3 separate regions of the Homo sapiens genome follow, and all the other regions are linked to region 2. The links are chromatin loops, found by intact Hi-C in ENCODE. Cell type or tissue: endothelial cell of umbilical vein. All regions are shown on one strand.

Region 1 (5,000 bases), 270 kb after region 2:
TAAGTTGCATGGGTTATTACTCTGGAACAATAAAAGTTCTCTGTGTACTTCACATCTCTTCTATCTGATGTACACTGTATTACTCAGTTCATTTGCTTCAGGTAACTCCAACCAAGCAATGATATACTGTACAGTGTTACTATACTCTTGAAAATTGGTCTGTGAGAACATTTAGGTTCTTAATAATGTATAATAAATTAATTGAATCCCAAATTAAATTTTAAAAGTTTTCAAGAACAGAAAGGAAGCTAGATTCCTTCCTCTAGCAGAACATGTGGGGTTTTCAAATTTAAATGACACCAGGAAACAGCTGGTCTCTGGATAGATGTGTTTGTCCTCTAAAGTGATGAATAACTTCACCATTTTGGACTTTGAAATGGAATATTTTTCCAATTCTGCATGATAATTCTAGTCAAATAAATTCTTTATGTTTTATCTTGCTATTTTATTTCCCAGTGATATATGGAGCAAACATTGCTTCTCCTCGGGTGAAGGTGAGTAATTATATGGCCGAATGATCCATGGATCAAAATTCTTCCCTTTGAGTCCAGAAATGCAGTTGCATGAGTTTTCCCAGGGCATAGAGTTTTAATGCTGTGGCCTGAGCTCCAGCTACAGAAGCATCAGGTGATGGGAGTTTAGCCGTGTTTCCTTCTCAGAAGCGTGGAGGTGATGTCACCTCCACCAGTGTTGCCTGCCAGTGGCTGCTCAGTGCTCACCCGTGCCTAATATCTAACTACCCCTGCCCCAGAATATGCTTGGGCCGATTCATAGACTCAGTGTGAGTCTCACTGCGTGTCAGCCCTAATGATGGCTGTGCAGTTCCCCAAACTCACGAGGCATGTCCCGGTGTTAGGGCCTTTGTACTGCTGCTTCTCTGCCTGGAGAGTTTACTCTCCACAAATCTCCATGGCAGCGTCACTCACTTCATCCACTCAGACACAGCAGCTTTCTCCCACCATTCTATCTAAAACAGGATCCTAGCCATCCTTTATCTTCTTCCCTGCTTCATCTTTCCCATAGAACTTACTGCTGCCTGATACTATATTATAAACTTACTATCTGTCTCCCTACTAGGAGTCCCAAGGTCAAGGACTTTGTTTAGTTCACCAGTGAATCCCCTGCACCTGGAACAGTGGCTCTCACATAGTGTACAGGATCAGTGAGTGACAGTGATAACCCTGGAAGCAACTGTATAGGTAGGTAGGTTAGAACATGGGCTTTGGAGAGGGCAGACCCAGGTTCAAGTTATGACTCTTCTCTCTGCAAGCTATAGAACTTCACCAAGGCATTTAACCTGTCTCAGGGGATTACCGTACAGAGAGTAAATGAGGTAATATATGAGAGTCATTTGGCAGGATTAACGTCATTGTTTTCTCATTGTTCCAGCCCTCTTATTTTATAGATAAGGAACCAGAGGTTGATTGAGGCAGAGGGACTTAGGCAACATCTCTAATCTTGAGGATACCATTTGCAGGGAAGGAAGCAAATCTCCCATTCTCTTATGATGGTATCCTTAACAGTTATCGAAACCCTTAAAAATACACATTCACTTTGACCCAACAATTTTATTTCTGCAAATTTATCCTAAGCAAATAATCACCTATGTGTGCAAAGATTTAGCTACACAGACTTTTATCACAGCCTTGGTTATAATAGCAAGAAATTAGAGTCCAAGACAGAGCAGATTTGATAAATTATGGTACAGTCACATGATATCCCATTATATGACCATTCAGAATAAAATATAGAAGAATAGCTAATAACATGAGAAAATGCTTACATAGACTCAAATAAAAAAAACTAACATAGGTCAAGAGGTCTGCATGGTTAGAAGCAGGGTGCATTGTATTTTATTTGTGCTTCTCTGAATTTCTTGTGTCTTCTTCAATAAATAGGTATTATTTTCATAACTGGTCTTTTAAATAAAAATTATTATAGCTTGTTAATGTCTTCACAATAAAGTGTTAATACATTTTATGAAGAGAACAATCAGAGGAGCCTAAACTTTAGGGAGTGTTCCTCATGCTGATGGAATGAAATTCTTATCTTCTTTTCTAAATGTCATGATTTTCAGGGAGCAATTCTCCTACAGGTTTTGACAAACAGCAGATTCCAGAGTATTTGGGCTTCCTGACCATTAGGACCGATTGTGCTTGTGTCTGAACATCTACATTACTCTGTATTAGCACATTTAACTGATGACCTTAGCTAGGCTGCATTTTTTAAAACCAAATTGACTTACAGCATTACTCATTAGATTTAAGTACTAGGATGATTCATCATTTACAGTAAATCTATTAGAGAGATTACACTGCAAAATCCACCATTGTCCATGTGGCAGGCCTGCCTGGAAATTAAGAATGGGAAGGGAAATTGAAGGAGAGAGATTCCTATCCGTGATTTGAAATTTAAACTTAGATAGCTATGGCAAGCATCCGAGCCTCAGCCAAAGCGGACCAAGGCTTCTGTCACATGTCTCAGATATTCCACTCTAATAATAGCCTAAGATCTCTTTTGGAATAGGTTGGTGCCTTGTTTCATAAGGAAAAGGCTTGCATGTTAAAATACTTTAAGGAGTATTTCCTTACCCCTTAAAAAGATATTTGCAATATAACTGGGCTGCACATGTGATACATGTAACAATAGTTGAGTCTCTACTGGTTAAATATAACCCCAAACCAATAGCGTGTTCAGCTGGGGGCCCATGCTCACCAGATGTTATTCCACTAATAGTGAGTGAGCTCATCCTTGATGTGGAAGGTTATTCATTTGGGAGAGAATAATGAACGTGAGACAATCATTACATCACCTTTTCCTGTACATTATTCTCCCCTGCAGCTAAGAAGGAAAACATGCTGCCGGGTTAGCTGTCAGCTAACTCATGTTCTTGCTTTCTTAGATCTACATAAAGTGAATCACAGGGTAACTCTCGTCCAAATTAATTTTTAATGTAGTATCTAATAGTTTATTAGGAGAGTTAGACTTTGGGACGGTCTCTGTCTCAGACCAGAGCAGCATGGCTTTTTGAGGTGTGATTATCAGTACTTTACTCCTAGAGGCACTATCCTCTCCTCACTCCTTTGCGGGGGTTATCTCATTGTCCACAGTTGACCATCTGGGAGGCAGAGATGGCTGTTTCTAGAAACATGAAGACTTCTGAATAATAGAGTAAATGTTTAAAATAGTGCTCATGAGATCATGTCTTTTTTTGTTTGAATGACTCATTTGGGCTACCTATCAAACCACAAGTTCAAATTCAGAATAAATTAGGTTATAGATAATATAGCAAAAGGGAGCAAAACATATACACACACATATACATATATATACACACACATATATATACATATGTGTGTGTATATATATATATATTTTATGAAAGACAAAAACAATCTTTCTGAGAGAAACTGGGTTTTTTAGAAAGCACATATGTATCAGTTAAGAACCTTAACTCACCACTGAATTTTAATGCAGCCTTCCTTTAAACACAGTAACAACTCAGCAACTGGCAATCTTACTAAATGTCTTTAAAAGGCTTTAACTTTATGCCAAGGGCTTAAACTTTGTTTCTGTCATGTCTTATTCATGTTTATAGAACATGATCACAAAGGAAAGTGAAGCACTAATAATAACCACCCTGATGAGTCTGTCTTGGGCAGCAGCACCATCCCCTCACTTTCCCTTATACCTTCTTGGGCTACCTAAAAGTATACATTTTGACAACTAAGTGTCATCTCAGGAAGAAAATGTGGTGGCTGGGGAAACACTTGGCCAGTTATAAATCCTTCCATACTTTAAATTTTGATTCTATTCTTTCCATATTTGTCCCTGCCCCATATCTGCCACCTCCTGTGGCACCCTTTGCACAAAGAGCACTGAAATGAAGATCAGGACACCTGAGAGTAGCCCCCAACTCTATCACTTTCTTTCTCTTCACTGCCTTCCAGGCGTCAGAGTCTTCATTTGTAAAATGAGAATAAGAATATCACAGGTGGCAAAAAACTGCATAGCACATACATGTTTAATAAATTTAAATCATTTGGGACATGAGAGTGTACCCAGGGGTGCATTTTGTGACTTCTATGGGCCCTAGACACTTTTGCCTTCATGGACCCCTTCCTCATAAAAATATATTAAACATTATCTTATGACTGTGTTGGTATAATGATAAACACACTAATATCATATATCGAAACTTTTTCTTGGCTGGGCGCGGTGGCTCACACCTGTAATTCCAGCACTTTGGGAGGCCGAGGTGGGTGGATCACCAGGTCTGGAGTTTGAGACCAGCCTGGCCAACATAGTGAAAGCCCAAAGTTAGCCGGGCATGGTGGTGCACGCCTATAGTCTCAGCTACTCGGGAGGCTGAGGCAGGAGAATTGCTTGAACCTGGGAGGCAGAGGTTGTGGTGAGCCGAGATCATGCCACTGCACTCCAGCCTGGGCAACAGAGCGAGACTCTGTCTCAAAAAACAAACAAACAAACAAACAAACAAAAAACAACCTTTTTTCTTGACCTAAAGGCTCATTTATTTTTCTTCTGATGTTAAAGAAATTAAAACACTTTTCTAGCCCCTCAGCACTGTGCCCGATAGTAAGTCAGCCCTGTCTGCATCACAGAATCCCCGCTGGTGGATCATACTTTGCTCTTTTTTCTCCCTCTTGGATGGCTTTTGTGGATGCTGTTCCTTTCCTTCTCTTCTCCTCATTTCTTGCTGATTTTTTCAATGAGTATACATTATCTCTTCCACCTCTCTCCAACGTCTCTTGGGTTCTCCAACTCTGGTGAGTCAAAGCTCACTTACAAACAGACACATAGTTCAAAGAATAAAAAGGATCAAAAACTGTTCTAGGAGAGTGGAGAACTGATTCCAATTCAGTTCAGGCTGCTATCCTCCACCATCCCTGGAGACCCTTCTAAGCTGATCAGAAACACCTCTAAGTAGAGAGGTTTATATGCAGAGGTTTCTGGAATGGTGTGCAACAAATTTTAAGAAT
Region 2 (5,000 bases):
TATTTTGAAAGAATTACTCCCCCTTCTTCACCCTTTTTAATAGAATGTTTCTTGCTTTGAGTCTGTCTGATATTTCCTCAGGATTAGATTCGGATTTGCATTCTCAGCTGGAATCCTGCGTAGGTGATGTTATGGCCTTCTCAGGGTATGACATCTGGAGGTATATGATACCCATCTGTCTCTCATTGGTGATGATAATTTTGATCTCCCAGTCAAAACAGGGCATCAATTATACAATTACAATTAAAATACAAATGATACGGTTTCTCCACTGTTTAGTTAATGCTTTTTATTCTCCCTTGTACTAACAGGCAGTTTGAGGGTAAACACTCTTAAGACCATGCAAATAAACTGATTCTCATAAACATTTTCTTTATATTTAGCATCCATTGATGATTCTTGCCTGATCCTTACTATGATGGTTGCAAAATGATATTCAAACTTTAGCACTGACTCTACATTTATCAACCAGCCTTCCCCATTCACTTATCTATCTATTTATTATGAGTATGGACTTATAAATTTGTATTGTTTTTCAATGGTGTAAAATTCAATACCGTACTGAGGCCAGGCACAGTGGCTCACACACCTGTAATTCCAGAATTTTGGGAGGCCAAGGCAGGCTGATCGTTTGAGGTTAGTTCGAGACCAGCCTAGCCAACAAGGTAAAACTCAGACTGTACTAAATATACAAAAATTAGCCGAGTGTGGTGGTGCACACCTGTAACCTCCCAGCTACTGAGGAGGCTGAGGCACAAGAATCACTTGAACCTGGGAGGTGGAGGTTGCAGTGAGCCAAGATTACACCACTGGACTCCAGCCTGGGTGACACAGGGAGACTCCGTCTCAAAAAAAAATAAAATATAAATAAATAAATAAATAAATAAATAAAATGAAGTAAAATTCATCACTGTAATTATTTTGGAGCTCAAATTGTCTGAGAGTTGGCCAGTGGAAGGCCCTCTAAGTTGGCTCCTGAGGCATGCCCCATGAGTTCCATAAGCACTTCTTTACTTTCTGCCACAACAAGATGCTCCAGGGTCCTCCTATGCCTACCTATCCCAGCCTAGGGGTAAGCCATTTCTTCAAGGAGCCCTAGTTCCTTTTAGTGGGACATGGTATTAGCGATGATGATCTGAACACTAGATGTGCTTATTGCTACTGGGTATGTATGCTTCTGGGCCCTTTCAGCAGGCAGATCAGAAACTATACGCAAGTAAAAACGCATATACATACCCATGCATACACACATACGTAATACATGAGAACATAAACATGCATACATACATACACATATGTATTACTAAAATCAGAATTTTGCACTGATACTTCTATTCTCCTTCACAGGGTTTACTTTTTGCTCCCCTCCGCATTTATATGTCTGTTTTCCACAGTGGAAACCCAAGCTCCCAACAATATCCACACATTTAGTCATTTGCTTCATCTTTACATATGAAAGTTTCAGAATGGTTTCACTCATACTGCTATGAAATAATCAAGTTTACTAAAAAGAGTTCGGGATTTATTTGAAATCCTACCCCTACTCTATCTACTCCACTCAGCCTAGGCTGAGGATATATAGTCACTTACTATATTCATAACTTACTAGGCTTGTTTTTTGGTCTTTATTTTTTCTTATTATAAATATATCCATGCCTGATTTTTTGTTCTTTTGAAGGTGCTGTCTTATATGGACAGTTGTTCAATTTGGTGTCCCTGTGGGGGTACAATCACTGCAGGGTTCTATCGTGCCACCTTGCACGATGTTTGTGCTAAAATCTAGTTCTTTCTTTTCTATTTACTGAGTTATGGTATTCATTTGAAATACAATTAAGCAATTAACTGTAATTTGCTTTTAATTTTAGGTTGTGATTCATTTTATAACAGCCAATTTATTCTGCAGCAAAATATCATACAGAATAGTGTCTTAAAATGGCAAATCATAATTTCAACTAATTAATTTCAATATTATGAGTTGATCGACCACAAAAATCACTGACTGCAAGAGCTTCCAGATAGCAGAAACTGGAAAAATATTTACAAACTGCAGCAAGTGAACATTACCTGGTCTTTGCTACAACAGTTTGTTACAGGAATGATTTTAAGTCAGCTCTGGAGGAACAGGGACACAACAGATAAACATCTGAAAGAGGTTAAAGCAAAAACTCACCTTTTCCAATATGCCGCCTGGTGTTTTCAATAGTGGAATTCCGGTTAACATTGGAGAGCAGCCCAAGGCAGAAACGGTTCTTATTGTTGGAAGGATCAGTGAAACCATCCACCAACACACTTGTGGAGGAGGCATGGAACGCTTCACCCACACGATTGTTGAGCTCATAGTAGACAATAGAGCACCAGTGTTTTGGTTCCTCATAAGCAACCGCCTGAACATCTAGAGGAAAGAAAATGTTATATCAACCAAGGTTAGTGCCTCAGGCTCTCAAAAACTGAAACCGTGTTGTTGAATTGGCTCAGGATCATGGAATGAAGACACTGGAAAAGCAATTGCTATTATAATGTATACAGTTTTTCTATGATGTTTAAAGCAGGTACTTCTTAATATGACACTCTCCTTATTCTCCTAATTGGAGAAAATTGGAGAACAATTTTCTCCAATTACTATCAGATAACCAAAACACCAGCTAAGGAAGCACAGCAAAAACTTTTGCTGAATATTAACAATATGCTAATTGCTCTGTAATATGCAGAAATGGAAATCACCCCTACCACAGACTTTGGCTCACCATCTAAAGAAACACAAGTGACAAGTGAAAAAATAAGTGGGAAGAGAACAATAGAAGACTGAAAATATGCCAAAGGTACTGGCATAAAAATGAATTACTTTTGGCAAAGACTAAGTATGCCTATGCTTATTCAAAGCCATGAAAATCAGTTTCTAATTATTGATAAGAAGTTACTTTACCTCATATTAAGTTGCCAATAACTATCACAGCTACAGTGTTGCTCCAGTTCTCAAACTCAGGAAGAAATCTTGCCAGCTGGCCATTCTTACAGAATGAATCATATCTTTCTCATCCAGATTTCATGCTAACTTCCTTATATTTGCTTTAAGTCATGCAGAGCAGGTGTGTTTTGTCTCTCCATTCCCAGAATGGGCCAACAATGGAAATTACCCAACTTTACTGACAGGATGCAGCTTGTTAAGTCAAATCTCTTAAGACTAACAAATCTCCAAACAGAACATGGTTCTAAACATTTGCAACTAAAAGGTTTTAAAGATGAATTCCTTCTGTAGTAAAACCTCTTGTACCACTCCTTTAGAGATTCCAGGAATACAAACCATATATTTCCAGCATACCAATATATAATGATCTGAGGTTTATGAAGTCTTGGGTGTACAATAATAAAAGGAGGAAAAGAAAGAAAGTCCACATCAGAAGCCCAGACTACAACTGCTAAGGGAGAAGCACCTCTGTGTTCTTAACATCAAATTCCACAAATACTAAAATGCACTTTACTTTAGAATTTGGTAAAAAACAAAACAACAATAACAAACACACACACACACACACACAAAAAAAAAACAAGGAAAATACTCATGAAAAAACCCACACATAAGTTAGTCGCTTTACATATGTAAGTAGTTAGCTAAAAACATACACTATCTTCCCTGCTTGCTAAGCAACTCTACCACATCAATTTGCTATAATTCAAAGAGCAAAACTTTAGTGATTTACAAGTGCCAAATCTTAAAGCAGACTGCAACATTATTAGCAGAAGGCTTTTATCAGCTATCAGGATACTTCAAAATACTATTCATCTAGGTCAGAGGTTGATGAATTTTTTCTGTGAAAGGCCAGCAAGATTTTATGGGCTGTATAATCTTTATCACAACTATCCAATTCTGCCCTTGTAACACAGAAGCAGTCATAGACAATATGTAATGAATGAATACAGCTGTGGTCCAATAATGCTTTATTTACAAAAACAGATAGCAGGCTGAATTGGCCTGTGGGCTGTAGTTTGTTCACCCCTGCTCTAGGAAAATCACCAAAGGTTAAAAACAAGTTAAAAAAAAAGCGGGGGGAAGAAAAAAAATGGCCAACATTCCTTCCTCGTGAAAATATTAACTGACTATAAACTATAAAGGAAAAAAAAATTAAAGCTATTTAAATGAAAAAAATCTTAAAGCAATTTAAAGATCTGTTTCCTGAAATCAGACATTTTGGGTTTAGTAATAATAGTTACTGGGTCCACATGCTCCTAATAGTGTGGTACTGTGCCTATTCTCTCCTGGTATCCTGGTCCCCAAATATAAATTCCACAGATGTGTGAGATAGGGGTTATTTCCCCCAACCAGAGTGTTCATTGACTCAGAATTATGTTTGATAAGATGTTCAAGAGATAATCAGGAACCATAAAATACAGAGGCAATAAAAAAGATTTAAAAAATCATAATGATTAAAGTGGTGTACATTCCAATTTATGACACTGCACATCCAAGAAAGGTCCTTTGAGTTTATCACCAATTTTTTTTTTCTTTTTTTTTTTTGAGACTGAGTTTTGCTCTTGTTGCCCAGGCTGGAGTGCAATGGTGTGATCTCAGTTCACTGCAACCTCTGCCTCCTGGGTTCAAGTGATTCTCCTGCCTCAGCCTCCCAAGTAGCTCGGACAACAGGGGCCCGCCACCACACCCAGCTAATTTTTGCATCTGCAGTAGAGACAGGGTTTCACCATGTTAGGCAGGCTGGTCTTGAACTCCTGACCTCAGGTGATCCACCTGCCTCGGCCTCCCAAAGTGCTAGGGATTACAGGCGTGAGCCACCGCGCCCAGCCTTCATCACCAGTTTTTAAATCGATGTTTAAAGCAGTTTTAGGTTCACAGCAAAACTGAGTATAAGACAGAGTGATTTTCCATATGCCCCCCACCCCCACACCTTCCTAGCCTCCCTCATTATTAATATCCCCCACCAGAGTGGCACATTTGTTTTAACTGATGAACCGACATTCATCCTACAGACCTACAACCAAAGTCTACG
Region 3 (5,000 bases), 160 kb after region 2:
AAATTTTCTCAGAAATGCATTACAGTCAAGGGCCTTCCTTCCTTCCTCCCTCTCTCCCCTTCTCCATCCTTCCCTTTTCCTTCCTTCCTTCCTTCCTTCTTTCCTTCCTTCCCAGGGATCACAATCGTATCATGGTCTGATACTTCTTCCTAAGGCAAAAATTGATGAAAATAGCCAGTAACTATTATAAAGTGTATGTCTTTTCAGTCTTTTGATTAATGTCTTATTTTATTTCTGGGACCTTAAGCTATATCTATGCTTCTGTTCAATTATGTGTCGATTTTCTTTAGGGATATCCATTATGCATATTTAATCTTCATTTTTATCTCTAGATTTATCATTTTTCTTTAATCTTATTTATTTTTGAAATCTTCTCCTTTATATGCTATGCTTTCAGTAGTAACTATTCTCCTTTATTCTACTTTAACTCTCATTTTGAATGAGATTTTACTTCTCTTTTCCACTCATCTTTGATTTTTTTCTCTTCTCAGCACATTTCCTCCCAAACTCTTTAGATGTATTTTGAGTCATCATTTTATATAAGTATTTCTTTCATTAAATGTTTTAAATTCATGGCAATATATTTGGTAATACTTTTCTTCTGGTTCATAACAAAAATCTTCTGGGATATATTCTTCATCTGCCATTTGTACTATTTGTTTTCCCCATTCCTTCAACAGTTTTTTCTTTTCTTTTTCTTTTTTTTTTTTTTTGAAGTAATTCCATAGATTCAGTGTGCTTACTTTGTGGTAATACTCAACTTTGAATGACGGAAATTCCTTATGAATTGGGTATTTGCACGTTGCTCATAGCACAGCGGCAGTGCTGTGAGTTCTGATTTGGAATTACAGCTCTGCCACATAATAGCTGCATGACTCTATTTCTGCAGTAAAGGGCTAATCATAATAGCATTTATCTCACTGAGTGCTGTAATGGCTAATACAGGAGGTCAATCCCTGAAAAGGCATGCAGATAATGCATGTACATGTGGCATTGTAAGAATACGGTAAATACTACCTTTTTTAAAAGTCATCTCAGAGTGTCTTTTTGCACTTCCACTTTATCTTGCCTGTATCTGGCATTTCTTCCTCCCTTCCTACAGCTCAAAGTTACATCTACCTGCTAAAGTTGTGGGAGATAACGTTAGTATTTCTGGTTTTTCTTTCTCCTTGTTTTTGAATGATTTCTTATAGGAAAAAGGAGTTGTGGGCGGGGGGCAATCCTGTCTTTAGTCACCATTTCTAAGTATCAACCAGGACTTGACACTTAAATTGAGGCATGAAGGATGAGTGGGAATAAAGTAACTGAGGTAGGGACAGGTAGGGGAACATGCTAGAAGAGGAAAATGCATGTGGCTCCTGTGACATGGGAAGGAGCTGTGAAATTTGAAGCACTGAAATGATTGCATGGCTGTAATATAAGGAGGGAAAAGGAGAATGGGATAAGATGAGGCTGGTAAGTAGGCAGCCATTCACATGGTTTTCCATCAACACTTCACCCCTCGGTGCAGCTAAACACAGTACTTAAGACAACTCGTTTTATGCTCCTCAATTTTTGGTTGAATAAGGAAGGACTCATGGAGAGGAAATGGGACAGACTTTGAGTCGCCTTTGGGGCTGGGTTTCAAGGCCAAACTTTAAAATTTATCAGTTATCTCTTCTTAAAGAGAAGATTGATCACTGCCACTTTATTGTATGATAATCCAGGTTACCTCCGACAATGTCTATGTTGCAAACATTCCTATATCCATTTATGGAGCAAAACATTCCAAGGTTTTTGATTCCAATTTAAAAATAAAATCATAAATATATTTTGCTTTTAATTTTTGTAGCTTTTTGCTTATAAAAAACATTGCACTACTATTAATAGAATTCTAAAGGAAAGAAAAAAAAGTTTAACCACAAGCACACCCAAGCCAACATATCACACTGTTTCCATATTTATTCATGTTTTCTTACGAATATATTTTAGAATAATTGCAGAACAGTGAATATTTAAATAAATAATAAAACAATTCAGAGGAGTTACTGTAGAAGTGGTTATTTCTGTTCTGGTGATCTAAGCTAGTTTATGTAGTTTTATAGAAAGGCAAATTGGAATGTCTTTAAATAAGTTGCAGACTTGCACACTAACATTAACCCACTATCTAGTTTGATTGTGAAGTATAATCTTAGGTACCATTGTCTCTATATTTGATCCCTCTGGCACCACATTCTGAAAGTAGTAAAGAAGAATGATGATTGAAGTTTTTGTTTGTTTAGTTTTGGTTTTAACAGGAACTTAATATTACAAAAGTGTAACTTAAGTAAGATTGATCTGATACCAGGTGGTATGTGAGAGACTAGAAACAGGAAGATAAGTAGGAAGCTATTTCAAATACCCCAGGCATGAGGTAACAAAGGAAACATTACAGTAGTTGAAGTGGAAATACAAAGGATACTTGGGTACATGATAGAAATAAGAAACGCAGAGGGGAAGTGATTTGCAGGAAATGATGACAAGCTTGTTTCAAATATGTCAGATTTGGGACGCGCAAGTAGATACTTTGTGAAAATAGAGCTATGAAACTAGAGCACAGGTAAGATGCCATGTTAGACTTGCTCTTTTGGTGATCTTCATAGTGAAGAGTTGAGGCTAACAAAGTAGATGAGGTCTCTAAGGTACTACTATGATTCAAGAAGAGGTAAAAGATAAAAAAGACATCAACCAGGATGAAAACTAATGGGCCTATTGTATTTAGGAGATTATTTAATAATCAAATGGCAGGTAATAACAGATGTCATGTATACAACTTATTTGAAGTATTTGGAAGAAATAGAAGAGACATGGAGGAGCCAGCAAAGCCATGTGTATTAATGTTTTCTTCTCCACATTAGAGAATATCGATGCAGGAAAAGTTCAAAGAGTAAAAATATGAATAAAGGAAGAATAAAGAGGAGAAAACTCTACCTCAGTGTTAAATGAATTGAATAAAATCTAGTAGAGTGGATCCCAAAGCTATTTTGGCAGTAAACAAACAGGAAAAAAGTGCAATCTTCTGACATAAATGTTAACAGATCTGCCAAGGAATGAAAAATGAGGATTAAGGAAAGAATAATATAGCACTTGTTCTAACCCAGTGGGTCTCGACCAGGACTGATTTTTTGCCACTCAAGGGACATTTGGCAATGTCTGGAGACATATTTTGTTCTTACAAGTGGGGCATATTCTACTAGTAGGTAGAGGCCAGGGATGCCGTTAAATAACCAACATTACTCAGGGCAAAAACAAGGAAGTATTTGAACCAAAAAGTCAATAGCCTCAAAGTTGAGAAACCTTGATCTAACCCATTCAACACGTCAGAAACAGTACTGGTGAGTCAACAAATCCTGAGAGTTTCCACTGATACTGTAAGAGTAGGAGAGAAGATTGGTTGAATTTTGTACTTTACCTCTCCCTTTGAAAAATTATTTTATGTTAGAATGCATGCATGTACGAAAGTTACATAGCAAGAAGTAGGTAAAACAAAGTACAGTGTCACCTTGAACATGGGTTTGAACTATGTGGGTCTGCTTATACAGAAATTTTCTTCTTCCTCTGTCTTCTCTGAAACACAGCAAGACCAACCCTCTTCTTCCTCCTCAGCCTAATCCATGGGAAATGATGAGGATAAAGCCTTTATGATGATCCACTTCCACTTAATGAATAGTAAATATATTTTCTCTTCTTTATGATTTTCTTAATAACATTTTCTTTTCTTTAGCTATATATATAGATATATATAACATATATATAAAATATGTATAACATAAAAACATATGAATCAATGGTTTATGTTATCAGTAAGGCTTTAAGGTTTCTGGTCAACAGTAGGATATTAGTAGTTAAGTTTGGGGGAGTCAAAAGTTATGTGCAGATTTTTGACTGCACAGGGGGCTGGCACGCTTAACTCCCACATTGTTAGAAGATCAACGGTAATAAAATAACCAGAAGAGACTCTCTCAGACATAAGTTCTCATGTGGAGAAATATGCAAGGGTATCTTCCAATATGAAAGCTAGGAACAAAGTTTAAAGACAAAACAAACTACAGTTTCTCTAATTAAGGCAATTCACAATTGCACAGAGCTCTCCTGCTACCACGTTTCTATAACATCAGGTTATAGAAAAGTGGATTGAACTCAATATCCAGCTCTCACATTGTTGTTGAAAAAGGAAGACACAGGACAATTTGGAGTAGACAACCTTCTCCCTATTCTTCCCACTTTACAGCTAAAATTTCCAGACATTACATACGAAACAAACAAAACATAATGCTGAAAGGTGGAAAGAAGAGAAACAACTGAATAGGGATTTAGAAACCTGAAAAAAGACAGAGAGGTGAGTTCCCTGGGTTTCTTTTTTGCTTCATGTATCCCATACTGGGTTAGGGACAAGCTGGCAACTCAGAAATCACAATGGGCACAGACAGAAACAAACAATAAACAACAAGAAAAGGTGACTCTGTCTAGTCAAAGGATGGTGAAAGGGACAGTTTAGTAAGATAGAAAACTTTCAGACAATAACTAACTCCTCTAACCCAACCAAACATTCTGAAAAAACTGCAGCTTCATGGCTAGCACATCAGCAAAAGCTGAGTCAGGACCCTGAACTTTCACACAGCAAGGAGCCATGCCCTACGACAAGGGGTGTCAGTAGAGACCAAATTGGGAGCCTAAAACTTCCAAACGAACCTAGTAGTAATGAGGCATTCCTCCCCTTTCCCACCAGCATGATGTCAGAGAAGGCCAAGTGAGAAGTCCGACTTTCACCAACTTCCAATGGTAAAAAAATCCCCCAACTCAGTGTCAGCAGAGACCATGTGGGGAAAAGTAACAAGGTGTCCTTCACCCTCCCAGTCAGGGTGGAAGGCCTAGTGGGAAGTTTGCACTTCCAACACTGCCAGCACTAATGAGGATCCCTTCCGTCTTCCTCTGGCATGTTGCGTGGGGGATTTAGACTTCTCCCACCTGACAGAAACAAG

Evidence for each region. A loop is a pair of places that touch in the nucleus more often than their neighbours do. Peaks named below come from ENCODE experiments on the same cell type or tissue, not always from the same donor. Only the 100,000 strongest peaks of a DNase experiment are listed, where the experiment ranks them.
Region 1: it touches region 2 in a loop (7-fold over the local background); 2 of 110 quality-filtered maps call a loop at or near these places.
Region 3: a loop joins it to region 2, with 11 times the contacts of the local background. A loop is called at or near these places in 5 of 110 quality-filtered maps.

Annotation. Positions count from the first base shown.
Region 1 is chr4:145,277,080-145,282,079 of GRCh38, reverse strand. No RefSeq gene overlaps it. Among named protein-coding and RNA genes, the nearest start is that of LINC02266, 61 kb to the left of the region's middle. In endothelial cell of umbilical vein, no CTCF peak of the experiment used is centred here; DNase peaks (open chromatin) are centred at 2,299, 2,789 and 3,119; H3K27ac peaks cover 2,680 bases.
Region 2 is chr4:145,544,095-145,549,094 of GRCh38, reverse strand. It overlaps SMAD1 (SMAD family member 1), which reads right to left. Exons shown (of 7, transcript NM_005900.3): 5 at 2,171-2,392. Among named protein-coding and RNA genes, the nearest start is that of SMAD1-AS1, 29 kb to the right of the region's middle. In endothelial cell of umbilical vein, no CTCF peak of the experiment used is centred here; DNase peaks (open chromatin) are centred at 2,284, 3,074 and 3,784; H3K27ac peaks cover 3,413 bases.
Region 3 is chr4:145,385,611-145,390,610 of GRCh38, reverse strand. No RefSeq gene overlaps it. Among named protein-coding and RNA genes, the nearest start is that of LINC02266, 48 kb to the right of the region's middle. In endothelial cell of umbilical vein, no CTCF peak of the experiment used is centred here; a DNase peak (open chromatin) is centred at 2,320; H3K27ac peaks cover 1,952 bases.